Regions from separate parts of the Homo sapiens genome. Here region 2 is linked to region 1. A link is an interaction called in ENCODE POLR2A ChIA-PET data of the cell type or tissue named here. Cell type or tissue: OCI-LY7. All regions are shown on one strand. Links, peaks and the distances in the headings refer to the core of each region. The heading gives the core; the rest is flanking DNA. Region 1 overlaps MOB3B (MOB kinase activator 3B). Region 2 has its middle 16 kb from the start of C9orf72.

Region 1 (8,345 bases), core at 257-8,256:
GAATAGCCTCCCCATTTTTAGTCTTGACAATTTCTAATGAATTCTCCACACAATGGTCTGAGTAATCATTTTAAAAATAATAATTAAAGCTATCACTCTTGACCTCCTTTGATGGTATCCCACTAATGCTTCCAATAAAATCCAAGCCCTTTGCCGTGGACTGAAAAAGGCTTATATCAGGAGTACTCATAGAGTGGTCCCCAGACCTGCAGCATCACTTGGAACTTGTTAGAAATGCAAATTTTCAGGCTCCACCCCAAACTTACTGGATCAGAAACTCTGGGAGTGGGGCAGCAATCTGTGTTTTCACAAGCTCTCTGGGGAGTTGGGATACATGCTTGAGGCTGAGAACCACTGCTTTATGTGCTCTGCCTCCTGCCTATCTCCCTGCGACCCCACCGTTTCATTCCACTCCTCTTTCTGATTACGCTGCAGCCAAATGGGCTTCTTTCCAATTACTTGAACATGCCGAGAGCTTCTCTACTTCAGGTCCTGGCATGCGCTGTTCTCACTGCTCGGACACTTTTCCCATCTCTCTTGAGATGCCTCCTCTGACCACCTTTTCTAATGTAGCTTTCTGACCCACCCTCGATTCTTTGTGGCTATAATCATGGTTTTCTTCACAGCACTCCCCATCACTAGTTGTATTCTGTCTTTATTTTCTAGCTTCCTTATGATTATCCGGTTCTTTCACTAGTCCATTAGCTCCCTGAGGCCAGGGCTCTGTCTGTTTTATTCATTAATGTATATGCTATGGAAACCACAGTGCTTGGTACATAGTAGTAAATAAATTAAAGGCCTGAATGAATTAGCACTTTTAAGTCACTTTTAGTCTAGTGCAGAAAGAGAAAATATGTGGCATACAGCTCCCATTTCCAGCCTGGACCGAGACCGAGGAGACATCACCACTTGATCTCCAGTCTTTCCCTCTTAATCCTGGATATGGCCTCTGAATTTTTCACAACCCTCCACTCTAAGCATCTGCTAAAAAAATAATTAAAAATAAAAATAAAATAAAAGTTGTTACTTGGAATGAAAGTAGAAGTACACCAATTTCCTAAATCACCAATTTCCTAAATCATATTTCAATAGTTGCATATATATATATAAAATATATATGTGTGTATATATATATTTGAGACGGAGTCTCGCTATGTTACCCAGGCTGGAGTGCAGTGGTGTGATCTTGGCTCACAGCAACCTCCGCCTACCTCCGCCTCCCAAGTTCAAGCGTTTCTCTTGCCTCAGCCTCCTGAGTAGCTGAGATCACAGGTGTATGCCACCACGCCTGGCTAATTATATATATTTTTGAGACTGAGTCTCACTCTGTGGCCCAGGCTGGAGTGCAGTGGGCGATCTCCGCTCACTGCCTCCTCTGGGGTTACAGGCACCCGCCACAACTGTGGCTAATTTTTGTATTTTTAGTAGAGACGGGGTTTTGCCATGTTGACCAGGTTGGTCATGAACTCCAGGCCTCAAGTGATCCTCCCCACTCAGCCTCCCAAAGTGCTGGGATTATAGGCGTGAGCCACCGTGCCCGGCCAAGTTGCTAATATTATTTATGTACCAGACACTGCTAACATTTCATAAGCTTTAGTTCCCACAGGGTAACTGGCAGACAGGTAATCTGAAGCCAGGCTGTCTGATCACAGAGCCTGCAATCAGGGCGAAATCCTTTCACCATAGTGAGAATATATGTATTGGAGTTCAGCAGTGAGAGACTAAGGGCGGAGAACTTAACCCAGTTGAAGGAATCAGAGGGTGCAATGGACTGAATGTTTGAGTCCCCCCAAAATTTGTATGTTGAAATCCTAACCCCCAAGGTGATATTAGGAGGTAGAGCCTTTGAGTGGTGATCAGGTCATGAGAGCAGAGCCCTCACGAATGGGATTATTACCCTTATAAAAGCCTTAAGCTCCAGAAAGCTTCCTCCCCGCTTCCACCACCTGAGGACACACTGAGAAACTGGCAGTCTACACCAGAACCTGACCATGCTGGCATCCTGATCTTGGCTTTTCCAGCCTCCAGAGCTGTGAGAAACTGTGTTTACAAGTTACTCAGTCTACAGCATTTTCTTATAGCAGCCTGAACAGAATAAATCAGAAAAAATCCTGGAGGAGTTCTGAAGTTTGAGTTAGTCAGGCAGAGAAGTAGAGAAGCAAAGGCATGAACCCTTTACTCACACCTACTCTTTTCTGAAACGAGGTCTTGGGAAGAAGAGAGCTTTGGTTAAATGTACCACGTTCACAGGATGGTGTTTGGCTGAGCACATCCTATTCAGAGGCGACTGCCTACCTCTCACCTCAGCAGATTCTTCAGTAATAATCTTCTTTTTAAAATATTGGCAGTATATCTGATCTTGGTGAAGTTTATTTATATAAATGAATGGTTGGGTGTGGTGGGTAAAGCTTAAAAGGTCCCTAGGGGAAGGGGGCAGAGCTTTTTAAGTTATTTTTGTGTCCTGGATAAACTGATTCACCTCTCTTGGGTCAATAATCCCGTCATGTAATGAGTTATGTTATTGTTGGAAGTGTGCTATTCATGTGCAAAATGTGATGCTGAAAACGTTTGGAAACCATAGACATCAATTATTAAACTATTTTAATGAAAGTAAGTGTTTACACTAAATAGCATCTCTGAGTGTGATCCAAAAAATTACAAATCATTCTCAATTGACTTGCAATCAAGAGAAATCTGCGTGGAGCTGGAATTTATAGCACAGCCTACACTTCCATAGCAACCAACTGATGTCACATACGGAACTCAGACTTCCCTGACGGGCCCAGGATTCAGCTTGGAGGTATCATATGTTCAGTTAAGCATAAAAGTGACTTCAAATTTAGAGAATGCTTTTCTTCGAAGAGATTAATTTTACTTAATTTGATTTTGAGAGGAAGTGCTTAAAGCAAATAAGATGATTCTGCTCCAGTATTTTAACCAAAAATAGATGTAGAAATCTCATATAATTCACAAAATTGAGCTTGACATGATGCCATGCCTCTATAAGTCTCTATGGCAAAAATACAGAATTCTCAATGCAGAGGAGAGATAATTTCATATCAGATTCAATGCCTTTCTATAAGAGTTCCTGGAAGTACTATCCCCATATAAGCAGCATCAGAATCCCCTCAGAGGCTTGCAAAAAATCCAAATTTGGGTCTCACCCAGAACTACTGAATCAATCTTTGAGGGCAGGGCTCCAGAATCTAATATTTTAATACATTTTCTAGAGGATTCTTATTTAGAACCATTTTTTGGTGGAATTCAAATAAAGAAACAAGTTTTCTTTATCATATGTGGGAACAGGTAATTCTTGAACATCATTGAAGCTTAATGAGAAATAACTGCATAGCAGGCCCCTAGGTTGTAAGAGTATTCTATAATGCAAAGAGAACGTTTAAAACATCTGCAAATATTTGGAGGAAAGCAAAATGGTATACCGTAGTAGGACTAGACTTCTGGGTTTCAAAATCCAGGAAATTTTAAAAATTGGGCAAGGGGATCAACATAAAGTCGCCTACGTTTATGTTGCCAAAAGGGCACTTAAAAAAGTCTCACTAACTCTCACTCATTTCATAAAAGGGCATTTTTGCACCACAAAAGAAAAAAAACAAGAAAGCTATAATCCCAGAATAAAAGACAATCCTTTACATGAACAACTGTAGGAATAAAGACGAGCCATTTGATGTCCTGTCCTATTCATTTTCATGAATGGAGCTCTGATACTTGGGAAGCTCTCAGGCAGTGGAGAGACCAGTGTTTTGGAAAGATAAAAAAGTCAATTCTAAGCTCTTCCTCTTGCTAGCTGTGTGATTTGGGCATCACTTACATAACCAATTGGTCTTGGTTTCCTTATCTATAAAATAAAGATAATCATCGTCATGACTATTAATGACCTTACATGGATTAATCAACTGACATACAGAAGGGACTCAAAAAATGTCCACATTCCCTGGTTTTGTCTTCTATGGATTTACAATCTACTAAGACCCTTGTTGGACTTGAGACAGACTTGAGACAAAGTGTTGCTTGAGATAAAAAGGAGGAAAAGTGGCTGATTAACTGATTGTCCCTAGCATTTTATTTTTAGCTTTTTTTCTCTTGCTTTAGATTCTGACGGAGTTTCACATTAGACAGATTCTTAATACCTGGCTATTACTGACTATCTGAAATAGCAGTTCTACACCTTGTTTGTCACAAAATGCACAGGGTACAAGTAAATCCTTGCTATAGGTGTTTAAAAGGCTGTCTAGGTCAGTTCTGCTTTTTCTGTTACGCCTATTTATGAAGAAGTTATTTCCCCAAAGTAAATATAGGCCAGGTGATTATTTGTAGAGGGCACAAAAATAACTTAAAAAGCTTGTTTGTATAGGGTGCAGAGAAGTGCATGATTATTTATATAGGGTGCAGAGAAGTGTGTGTGTGTGTGTGTGTGTGTGTAACAGAGAGAGGTAGAGAGAGGAGGAAGTGGAGGATGAGGAGGTAGTTGCTCTGTTGTGGAACTCGAAGGACACCATCGATACTGTATTCTATGTGAATGATGTCCCATTGCTAATTGTGTTCCCAAGGAGTTGTGCAAAATGGTAGACCTGGGTGGAGGAAGGCATATAGATAAATATTATTCTACAAACAGAGTTCACACATGGCTCTGCAAGGAATTTAAGAAAATAACTTCATAGCTAACATTCTTTGAGTGCTTACATGTCAAGCACTGTGCTAAGCAGTGTACAGACTTGGCCACATTTTATTCCTCACAACAAACCTTCGATTATTATCCCCACTTTCCAGATGAAGAAACCAAGTCTTAAGCGAACACTTGCTTAAGATCACCCAGCTGATCAATGGCAGATGCAGGATTTGAATCCAGATCTGTGGAAATCCAGAATCCAAACTCCATGTCATTTTGCTAAACCACTCCTCCAAGTAAAAAAATAAAAATAAAGATAAGATAGAAAAGAGAGATCTTATTGAACACTCATGAGTGTTCAGGGAGGGTTGTTTTCACTTCTTTTCCTCCTCTTAAAAGGTAGATGACCAGCTTTGGCTCATATTCTAACTCTGTGAAGGTAGGAGGCAAAAGTTTTGTGGAATAACTCATTAATCAATCCCTACAGCAATCACATCTCTGTTTTACTGGTGCAGGGGGCTCTCAGTGTTTGTGGTTCTTTCATCATAAGTTGGTCACTGTATTTCCTAAAGGAATGACCTCCCTTCTTCAAGAGGTAATCACACATGCCCTGCTGAACTGGACAGAAAGCGGTAGCCAAATATCCTGTCGTCAAGCCTCCTTCAAGATAACTCTGGTGAGTGGTTATTTTGGAAGTGGCTCTAATCTGTCATGTTACACGGCTTTGCTAAGACTCACTTTATTAGCTACCACCAAGAGCTAATAAAACATGTCAGGAAGTCTCTGTAAGCTGTAAAAACATTTTCAAAGGTCACTGCCAACACTCTGGACTTCAATGACTATTTGAAGGAAAAGAAAACAAAAGCAGAGGCCTAGAGTTCCAAAACACAGAACTACCAAAAGAAGCAATCCCAAATGAGCTATAAAGACTGACAAACCCACATGATACCAGCCATTGGATAAACTGTGTCCAGAAGGAGGCTTGAAGAAAAGGTACAAAAGCCACAAAATGCCAGTGAGTAGGCAGCAAATTTAGATTTAGTGTATAGGAACCTGACGGTCACACCTACTTATGCTTCCAGCACCTACAATAGAGTCCTTTATAAACAAAGGAGTAGGTGGCAGAGAAGTAATTAACTTTAGATTAACCACAGCATAGCAGGCATTCTTCTTAACTGACTTTTTTTTTTCTATTGTAAAAGTAAACATACTTTTTAATAAAAATTAGTAAAACATAGAAAAGGAGAAAATCATGTTATCTTAAAAGCTGGGAATATAGTTTGATGCCCACTGTATATTTCATGTATTGAGAGTCATGCTTTGACAGTGAGATGTCTCAAGACAAGTGGCTGTGAGCCAGCAGCTCTATTAGATTGAAAATATTGTATTAATCATTGAGATTTCCATTCACTGCTGATGAGAGGTCCAGGCACAGAAGAGACAATAACATTCTTATCTTGGCTTAGGATAAAAAATTTAGACATGAAATCTGTACTTTGTTTGGGGGGTGGAGAAAAGGTCATCTGTGGAGTCATTAAGTCGGGATGTCTTGTTGTAGAAGCATCAAAAGACCGCTGAAGCGGGGAGATATTGATCAAAGGGTACAAAGTTTCAGTTAGGAGGAAAAAGTTCTGAAGATGTGTTATATACTGTGTTGCATATAGTTAATGCATATACTGTATTATGTACTTGAAAAGTGTTAAGAGACTAGATTGTAAATGTTCTCACCACAAAAAATGATATGAGTTGATTCGTGTTCATTAGCTTGTTTTAATCATTCCACGATGTAAACATATATCAAAGCAACATGTTATACACCATAAATACATATAATTTTTATTTGCCAATTAAATAATAAATAGATTTTTTAAAAAAAAAAAGACTGTTGATAGGTTGGTATGCCCCAGACAGAGAGAGGCAGGTTCTATCCTGCTTTGGAACAGTTGCTAGCCTGCTCACTGATTGTGCATGGCTGTTTTTAATAACTTATTGCAGGCATCAACAGGGAGCGAATGTGATTCAATCCTTAAATACTGCAACGCTCAGTGATCTAGTCAATAACAGGAGATACCATATGGGTGTGTTGTCCCTTCCTTTGTGTTTCTGTTTTCTTTTTCCTCCTCTACTTGCTAAGAAAGGCAACACAGAACGGTAGCAAGAGCCCAGGTCCTGGAGCCAAGCTGACCAGGGCTGAGTCAGGCTCAGCCTGATTTGCTTTCTAACTTTAGGCTCATTCTGTTGCTCCTCAGTGGCATCTACACAATGGAGATAACAATAGGACTCGTTCAAGGAGCACTTGCAGGATTAAATGAGACATGCTTTTAAAGCACTCAGCAAGCAGCTTGGCATGTACAGAACAATCAAAAAGTGAGGAAATCACAATTATTGTGTTACTGGCTGGGAGCTTTGAGGACGGGGGTTATGTTACCTTTTTTGGATACTGAGCACAAGGTGCCTGGCCACTTAAGGTAGGGGTGTGGGGGAGGGCTCTAAAAATGCTCAAGAATAAATGAATTTGGTTAAATTTATTTCAGGTTCCTTTCCTGATACACTTTCCCTACATGTATTTTTTTCCTTCTCCAAAATAGTAAACCACATTTTCTTTTGCTTCAAACAGATGTATCACTGACAGTAGGTTGAGGCAATTCTCTTATTTTCTTGTTCAAGAAATATTTATATTTCTTGTATTATTTTTTATATTCAGCAGTCCTTTTCCCCCTTCTCTATTCATAGCTTTCGTCCCTGGGGGAACTGCTCCCTCAGTCACTGGGGCTCTGGCAAGTTTGCCAATCGGTTATCCCCAAGCCCACTCCTATCCACCCCAATTCACACACACCAGAATCATTATTTGACTCTGAGGTCACCTTCTTTCTAATAAATCCTGTTTCCTACTCAGGTTAGTCAGAGTCAGTTTCTGTTGCTTGCAACCAAGGAGCCCTAAATGATATGTACCTTGTTTTTTCTTCCTTTCTAATCATATTTCCTTACTACTTTATGTTTCCCATATTTCTCCTTGACTATCTACCACTATTTCACCTTGACTATCTAAATTTAGTCTCCTTCCCCACTGAATATGGCAGAATTTATTCCAGTCTGTGAATAAGGATGACATCATGTCTCTTCTAATAAGTTCAGCCCTCTTCTTAACTATCACAGTGTCTCCATAAAATTCATTTACCCTCAAGGCAGCCTGATTTTTGGCTGAGCAAAATGTTAATTTTAGCATCCTAGGTGCCCTAAGACTTAGCTATTACAATCTCAAAATGGTAACGCATTTAACCATCCACGTTAACCCTCTTCATTTTACAGTAAGGAAAAAGGAGGACAGACATTTAATGACTTGTGCAAGGCCAAACACCAAATCAAGGACAAACTAGAATACAATCTCCTGATATTTGGTAAGATGCCTTCATCATCTTTTTGAGCAGCTTTTAAGGAAATAATATTTTGGGCCCATTCCAAGCAAATTTTCTTTGTGTAGTGGAAAAGACCTTTGTCATAGGACAGTAACATCTACAAGACAGTCCTTCTTCTTTGTTCAACAGAAGTTGGGGAAGAGGGAAAATGCAGGAAGAAGGATAGCGCTGTTCAAGAGAAATGCCTCATACTATTTCTTCTATACGGAGGTGCAGAGATTCTCCATAACTCAATCGTTCCAAGTCATGTGGCAGGCCTAAGATGAGACACTACGATTATGAGTTTTACAGAAGTGGCAAAG
Region 2 (8,345 bases), core at 147-8,146, 200 kb after region 1:
TTATACATAGTCCAGCTCAGTTTGCCAAGTGTTTGTTAAAATTAATTATCACACACACAGCAGCTTTCACTCTCTAAGTAGAACTCCCAGAAAATATGCTTGGAGTGGAGAAATGCAGATTGGGTTATGAAGTAATTTTGTACTCTAAGGACAGATTTTTTTTTTTTAATTCACATTACTTCATGTTGGAGAAGATTCATTATTATTTATAAAGCAGAACAAGCCCCAAAGCCAATCCCTTTCCAGTCTCACTGTCACTTTCTGCATTACAAACACCACTAAATTTCCAAATGAGTAGGCTAATTCTTTCCTTACAGAGCCAAAAACCTTGCTTGGAGTTTTGCTAACTTAGGTGACAGCACTTTGTTCAAAATAATTCTTTTTTTTTTTTTCCGAGAAAGAGTCTCACTCTCACTCTGTTGCCCAGGCTAGAGTGCAGTGGTGTGATCTCGATATTGCAGCCTTGGCCTCCCGGGTTCAAGTGATTCTCCCACCTCAGTCTCCCGAGTAGCTGGGACTATAGGCGTGTACCACCACACCGGGCTAATTTTTGTATTTTTAGTAGAGATGGGGTTTCACCACGTTGGCCACGCTGGTCTTGAACTCCTGGCCTCAAGTGATCTGCTCACCTTGGCATCCCAAAGTGCTGAGATTACAGGCATGAGCCACTGTGTGGGCCAAAATAATTCTTATTAAGCATTCAAACACCTTATTTCAATGTGGCCAGAACTCTGGGGGAAAAGAAGTAGGTTTGTCTCTTGTTTATGATTACTAAATTTTGTTTCTTTGGGCACCTTGGTCCTTTAATAATGAGGCCACTGAAATACTTTATAGTGCAGGCTTAGAAGACAATTATTATGCTATTTACCATTTTACATGTTTAAGTTGCATTTGGTCAACAAGATGATTAAATAGTATATTTAATATAATAGGATATAATATCCTATTTTGAATTAATCCAAACATTGTTAAAAACATAATTATTTTAAATGCAAAATGTATAGAAGTTTCTTTAGAATCAAATAACAATAAAAAAATCATCATCCACTCCCCTCCTCTACCACCATCCCCACATCCTTATTCCAAACTAATGTAAGGCAGGGTGACTGCTTTAACCCAATTTGAGATGAATGAATCTTGTTTACAGGGTTCTGAGACTGGTAGTAGTCAGTGTGTTGAAGAGATGAGATTTTCCATCACCAGATAAAAACTTCTCACAGAGTTGCATCGATGTAACAGTGGTAGTGAGTTCCTAGCTTGGAACACCTTTCAAGGGTGGCCTATCTGTGCCAAAGAGGCCATTCAGGTATTCCATGTTCCAGTCCTGAGAGTCATGATGGAATGACTCCTTTAAAGGTGTAACTCCTCTTTTCATGGCTGCTTGGTTCCTGCCATCCAAAGAGCATTTACAAAGTGAAACCGCTTTGTAACTGTAGGACAAGAACAGAAAGTTACAATTACTCTTCTGATTCTGGCCAACCCATGCAGAAGAAATGTCTATGAAAGCGGTCAAAGGGAAAAACCTTCCTCAGATGATGTAACATTTTAAATTGGAAAGGAATAAAATAAAGACTTGAGGACTTTTTTTTTTTTATCGTGAGTACTACTTTTCTCTTTTTTAAGGAAGTACCAAAGATGACCAGGAAAATCCACTTTTGCAGAGCTACTCATTTTTTGATAATTGGGTGTGTTAAATTAAGTTTAACTTAAAGCTTCCTCTTTGCATATTTTAAGTTCTGCTTAAAGGTTTCTTCTTCGTGTATAGTGAACTGTAAACTAACTGGATGTGTAAATAGACTGTAATCTGCTCTTGTACCAAACACCAAGTTTTGGTCAAGCAAAGACAGCCAACTGTTCAGATTATGTTCAAATAACGCAAATGGCAAGCTGTAACCAATCCAGCTGTTTGTGTACCTCACTTCCATTTTCTGTATCTCTCTTTCCCTTTTCTGCCCATAAATCCTCTCCAACCATGTGACAGCACTGAGTTGCTTTGAACCTCTTCTGTTTCTGGGGGTTGCCTGATCCTCAAATCATTCTTTGCCCAATTAAACTCTGTTAAATTTGATTTGTTTAAAGTTCTTAAAAAATTTAATGGGTACATAATAGGTGTATATACTTATAAGATACATGAGCTATTTTGATGCAGGCATACAATATGTAATAATCACATCAAGGTAAATTAGATATCCATCCCCTCACATCACCTCAAGCATTTATTGCTTCTTTGTGTTACAGACATTCCAATTATACTCTTAGTTATTTTGAAATGCACAATAAATTTTTGTTGGCTGTAATTACCCTGTTGTGCTATCAGATACTAGATCTTATTACTCCTATCTATATTTTTGTACTCATTAACCATTTTTATTCTCCCCCACCACCATTACCCCTCTGAGCCTCTGGTAATCCTCAGAATGGGAGAAAATATTTGCAAATTATTCATCTGACAAGGGATTAATAACCAGAATATATAAAGAACTCAAACAACTCAATAGGAAAAAATGTATTACGCCATTTAAAAATGGGCAAAGATCTGAATAGACATTTTTCAAGAGAAGACATACAAATGGCAAACAGGTATATAAAAAGGTGCTCAACATCACCGATCATGAGAGAAATGCAAATCAAAACTACAATGAAATATCATTTCACTCTAGTGATAATGGCATTTGTTCAAAAGACAGGCAATAAGGAATATTGGCAAGAATGTCTAAAGTTTTTCTTAACAGGTGGAAGTGATGAGGCATATCCTTCCTACCTCTTCCTGAATTTTTCCTTCAGTATTTATTTAGCTACTATTATGTCTCTTGCTAGTTATCTCTTTATCATATGTGTTCTGCCTCCCCTAAGGTCATATTTATGCTAGGTCTGAAGGAGAGAGGTGCAAAGTGAAAGACAAGACTTCCACTCCTATGTAAGCCATGGTTTCCTTTCCTCCTCTACCCCCACCAACCAAAGCAGAACACAATGTCTGGCACATAGATGCTCATAAATACTAATTGTAGCTGGTTTGAAAGTATTACTGTGGTACTGAACATAATGCTTTCTACATATCTAGTAATCAAAAATGTATCAAGTTTAATTTTATGAAGGAATAATATATTTATGTTAAGAAAATCAAAATATAAAATAAATACATATATAAAAATTAGTACATATATAAAATGAATACATATATTAAAATGAATACACTGAGAAATCTATCCCTAACCCTAGTCTTCATCCACTCAATTACTCTTACCCTTTATAGGAAACCACTTTATTCTAGCCAATTTGTGTACCTTTATTATCTCTTAATATAAATGGAAGAAAATATAAATATGCAATTATATCACCCTTCTTTTTTAGACAAAAAGTCTTACACTTTATGGCTAATTATGTACTTTTTTCATTCAACCATCTGTCTTCCTTCCATGTCAGCGCATAGAGAACTTCCTCTTTTTTTTTTTTTTTGACGGAGTCTCGCTCTGTCGCCCAGGCTGGATGGAGTGCAGTGGCGTTATCTCGGCTCACTGCAAGCTCTGCCTCCCGGGTTCATGCCATTCTCCGGCCTCAGCCTCCCGAATAGCTGGGACTATAGGCGCCTGCCTGGCTAATTTTTTTGTATTGTTTTTAGTAGAGACGGGGTTTCACCGTGTTAGCCAGGATGGTCTTGATCTCCTGACCTCGTGATCCACCCGCCTCGGCCTCCCAAAGTGCTGGGATTACAGGCATGAGCCACCGTGCCCGGCCACTTCCTCATTCTTTCTAAGGGCTGCAGAGTATTCATGAACCGTAGTCATGAAACCAGTCCCTGTGTGATGGATGGATATATGAGTTGCTTTTCAGGTTGTTGCTATTACAAACAATTCTGTAATGAATGACTGCATACATTATTTCCTAAGTGTGCAGGTGTACCCTAAGATAAATCCCCATTCATAGAATTGCTAGGATAAATGCATTTATAGTTTTAAATATATTGTTCCCCTCCCCCCCAAAAATCCCCAAATTTTCTTCCATAAGTGTTGCATCATTTTCATTTTCTCCAGTAATTCACAAGGAATTCATGTTTTCCCACAGATCTACCAAACAAATGTTTAGTTAATCATTTGGATGTTTTTGAATTCTATAGGTGAGAAGTTGTAACTTAGAGTGCTATTGTTTTTGTATTTCTTTAACTGTGATTGCAGTTGAAACTTTTTCAGATGGGAAGAATTCAAGATGCTAGATGAGTAGCAGCTAGTGTGTGCTACTCTCACAGAGAGAAAACAAGTGGCGAGTAAACACTGCCTCTGCAAGTAGATCACCTAAGGAACGATATCAGGACAATTAAGGGAGTGAGGGGACACAGAGAACAGGGAAGAGTGAAGCTGGGCAGCTGGCCACCCAAGATGGGCATGGAGCCAGGGGAAGCTCCCCAACATAGAGAAAGGGTGAGTGAGTGAGAGCCCCTGGGGGATCCTCACTTTCCACAGGGACCTGTGAAATCCTGGGAACTGGAGAACCCCTTCATCCCAATACCTGATCCGTGTCCCTGGGCCTCTAGACTGACATAGAGAGTTGCTGGAGTGTTTGCAGAGGCAAAACTCAAGTCCACAGGAAGTCCCACAGGCCTTGGACCTGGAGCAGTCTCATGCCAGCTGCCATAGCCCTGAGAGAAGCCACAGTTAGGGAGCCGTTACATTGCTTCACTCCCCATCATCAGACAAGGCTTAGCATCAGCTTCCAGCACAATGGCCTGGCCTCTGCCTGAACTCTGTGGGCAGGCACAGCTCTCTGTTACCCTGGAAATCAGTTGGACAGTGGGTTGAGAGACTATACCTACCCCCACTGCCTGTAGCCAGGAGGGGCTCATGGTGCTCAAGCAGTGGGGGATCCCCTACTCTCAGAACACTGAGAGGGGTGAGACAGCTGGGTTCATGGACTGGCTCAGGAACAGGGTGTGCCTCCTTGTGCAGGGCCAGCCAGGGAAGGGTATGGTCTATTTTCCAGCCGCAGCCTCTGCCTGAGGGCACCCTGCAGCCCAGGACACCTAATAAATGAAATGCAGGTGCAGTGCCAGTAATAAGAGAGGGCTCCCCCAAGGCCCAGGAATGTATCTGGTGAGGGGGTCATCTCTCCCTACCACCACAGAGCACTACTGAGGACTGCACCAAAATACAAAAGAGCTGTGGACTGAGTAAGAGCCTATCTGCCAGCTACCACTCTTAAGCATCACCTACTGGATTGCACCCCAAATGACAACACCAAAAACATTTTTCCAATATACAGCACCTGTGAAACCTAAAGCAAAAATCTAGCCACAAATAAAGATGCTGTACAGAGCTTTGGCCCTTTGAAAGCACTCAGAATGAAGCCAACTGACTATACTCAATGTACACTATTGTTAATGGAACACCAGCCCTCATATGTTAAAGAGTCATCTCAAGAACTCTAGCAATTCAAAAAAGCTGGTGTCTCCTTACCTCCAGACAAACACACAAGTCCTCCAGCAAAGGATTTTAACCAGATTAAAATGACTCAAATGACATACATAGAATTCAGAATCTGGATGGCAAGGAAGTACATCAAGATCCAGGAGATCATTGAAACCCAATACAAGGAACTCAAGGAATCCAGAAAAATGATCAAAGAGCTTAAAGATGAAATAGCTATTTTAAGAAAGAACAAAACTGAACTTCAGAAATTGAGGGATCAACTTCAAAAATTTCATAATATAGTCAGAGGCATTAACAGCAGAACAGACCAAGCTGAGGAAAGAATCTCAGAGTTTGAAGACCAGTTATTTGAATCAACTTGGTTGGACAAAAATAAAGAAAAAAGAATTTAAAACATGAACAAAACCTTCAAGATTTATGAGGTTATGTAAAGAGACCAAGTCTATGACTCACAGTCATTCCTGAGAAAGAGAGTAAGCAACTTAGAACATACATCTGAGGATGCAGTCCATGAAAATTTCCCCTATCTCACCAGAGAGGTGGGCATACAAATTCAAGAAATACAGAGAACTCCTGTGAGACACTATACAAGACAACCATTGCCAAGTCACATAGTCATCAGATTCACCAAGGTCAATGCAAAAGAAAAAATTGTTAAGGCAGCTAGTGAGAAAGGTCAGGTCACCTACAAAAAGAACCTCATCAGGCCAGCAACAGTTCTGTCAGCAGAAACCTTACAAGCCAGAAGATATGGGGGGGCCTATATTTTCAGCATTATTAAAGAAAATAAATTTCAACCAAGAACTCATATCCCACCAAACTGAGTTTCATAAGTGAAGGAGAAATACAATCCTTCTCAGACAAGCAAGCACCAAGGAGATTCATTACCACCAGATGATTCTTACAGGAAATCCGTAAGTGATTGCTAAACATGGAAATGAAAGACGAAACCTGCTACCAATAAAAATACACTTATTACACAATGAAGTCTACAAAACAACCAGCTAAACAACACAATGACAGGAGCAAAATCTCACATGTCAATGCTAACCCTAAATGTAAACAGTCTACACTCTCCCTTTAAAATGCATAAAGTGGTAAGCTGGATAAAAAGACAAGACACAACTGTCTGCTGTTTTCAGAAGATGCATCCTACATGAATGACACTCACAGGCTCAAAGTGAAAGAATGAAGAAAGATCTACCATGCAAATGAAAAACAAAAAAGAGCAGGAGTTGCTACCCTTAAATCAGATTAAAACATACTTTAAACCAACAACAATCAGGAAGGACAAAGAAGGGCATTATAAAATGATAAAAGGTTCAATTGAACAAAAAGACTTAACTATTCTAAACATATATGCACCCAACACTGGAGCACTCAGATTCATAAAACAAATTATTGGCCTACAATAAAACGTAGATGGCAGCACAATATTAGTGGGGGCTTTATCACTCCACTGATAGCATTAGACAGATCACTGAGGCAGAAAACTGACGAAGGAATTCTGGAATTAAACTTGACACTTGACCAGTTGGACCTAATAGACCTCTCTAGGATACTCAAGCCAACAATGACAGAACACACATTCTTCTCATATGCACATGGAACGTATTCTAAGATTGCCCCACATGCTCAGTCATAAAGCAAGTCTCAATAAATTAAAAAAAATTAAAATCATACAAAGGCCACTCTCAAATCATAGTGAAATAACAATAGAAATCAATACCAAGAAGATCTCTCAAAACTACACAAAAGCATGGAAATTAAGCCACATGCTCCCGAATAACTGTTGGGTGAACAATGAAATTAAGGCAGAAATCAAAAAATTATTTGAAATTAATGAAAATAGAGACACAACTTTCCAAAATCTTTGGGATGTAGCAAAAGCAGTGTTAAGAGGAAAGTTTATAGTGCTAAAATGCCTTCATCAAGAGGTTAGAAAGATCTCAACTAAACAATCTAACATAACACTAGAGGAACTAGAAAAAAAGAGCACAATTCAATCTCACAGCTAGCAGAGGAAAAGACATAACTAAAATCAGATAATGACTAAATAAAATTGAGATGCAAAAGTCCATAAAATGTTAGTGAAACAAAGAGTTGGTTTTTCATAAGAATAAACAAGACTAATAGACTGCTAGCTAGAAAAACGAGGAAAAACAGACAGAAGTTCCAAAAAGCACAAGAAATGACAAAAATGACATTACGACCAATCCCACAGAAATGCCAAAGATTTTCAGAGACCGTTATGAACACCTCTATGCACACAAAGTAGGAAATCTAGAGGAAATGGATAAATTCCTGGAAACATACAACCTCCCAAGATTGAACCAGGACGGAAGTGAAAACTTGAACAGACCTATAACAAGTTCCAAAATTGAATCAGTAATAAAAAACCTACCAACCAAATTTAGCCCTGGACCAGATGGATTCACAACTGAATTCTACCAAGCATACAAAGAAGAACTGATAGTAATCTTACTGAAACTATTCCATAATATTAAGGAGAGGGGCTCCTCCCTAACTCATTCTACAATGCCAGCATCATCCTGATATCAAAATCTGCCAGAGACACAATGAAAAAAGAAAACTTCAGGACAATATCTCTGATTAACATAAACACGAAAATCCTCAACAAAATATGAGCAAACTAAATCAAGAAGCACATCAAAAAGTTAATTCACAACAATCAAGTAGGCTTTATTCCTGGGATGCAAGGCTGGTTCAACATAACAAATCAATAAGTGTGATTCACCACATAAACAGAATGAAAAAACAAAAACCATATGATCATCTCAATAGTTTCAGAAAAAACCTTCAATAAAATTCAATATCCATTCATGATTAAAAACCCTCGACAGGCTAGGCATCAAAGGAATATACCTTAGAATAATAAGATCCACCTATGACAAACCACAGCCA

The links. Peaks named below come from ENCODE experiments on the same cell type or tissue, not always from the same donor. Only the 100,000 strongest peaks of a DNase experiment are listed, where the experiment ranks them.
Region 2: POLR2A ChIA-PET joins it to region 1 with 8 read pairs; 2 of 35 experiments call an interaction of 5 or more read pairs at or near these places.

The regions. Positions count from the first base shown.
Region 1 is chr9:27,388,959-27,397,303 of GRCh38, forward strand. All of the region lies in intron 2 of MOB3B (MOB kinase activator 3B), which reads right to left. Among named protein-coding and RNA genes, the nearest start is that of EQTN, 96 kb to the left of the region's middle. RefSeq lists an enhancer at 6,614-7,177. In OCI-LY7, for the core only: no CTCF peak of the experiment used is centred there; no DNase peak of the experiment used is centred there.
Region 2 is chr9:27,584,957-27,593,301 of GRCh38, forward strand. No RefSeq gene overlaps it. Among named protein-coding and RNA genes, the nearest start is that of C9orf72, 16 kb to the left of the region's middle. In OCI-LY7, for the core only: no CTCF peak of the experiment used is centred there; DNase peaks (open chromatin) are centred at 3,435 and 3,765.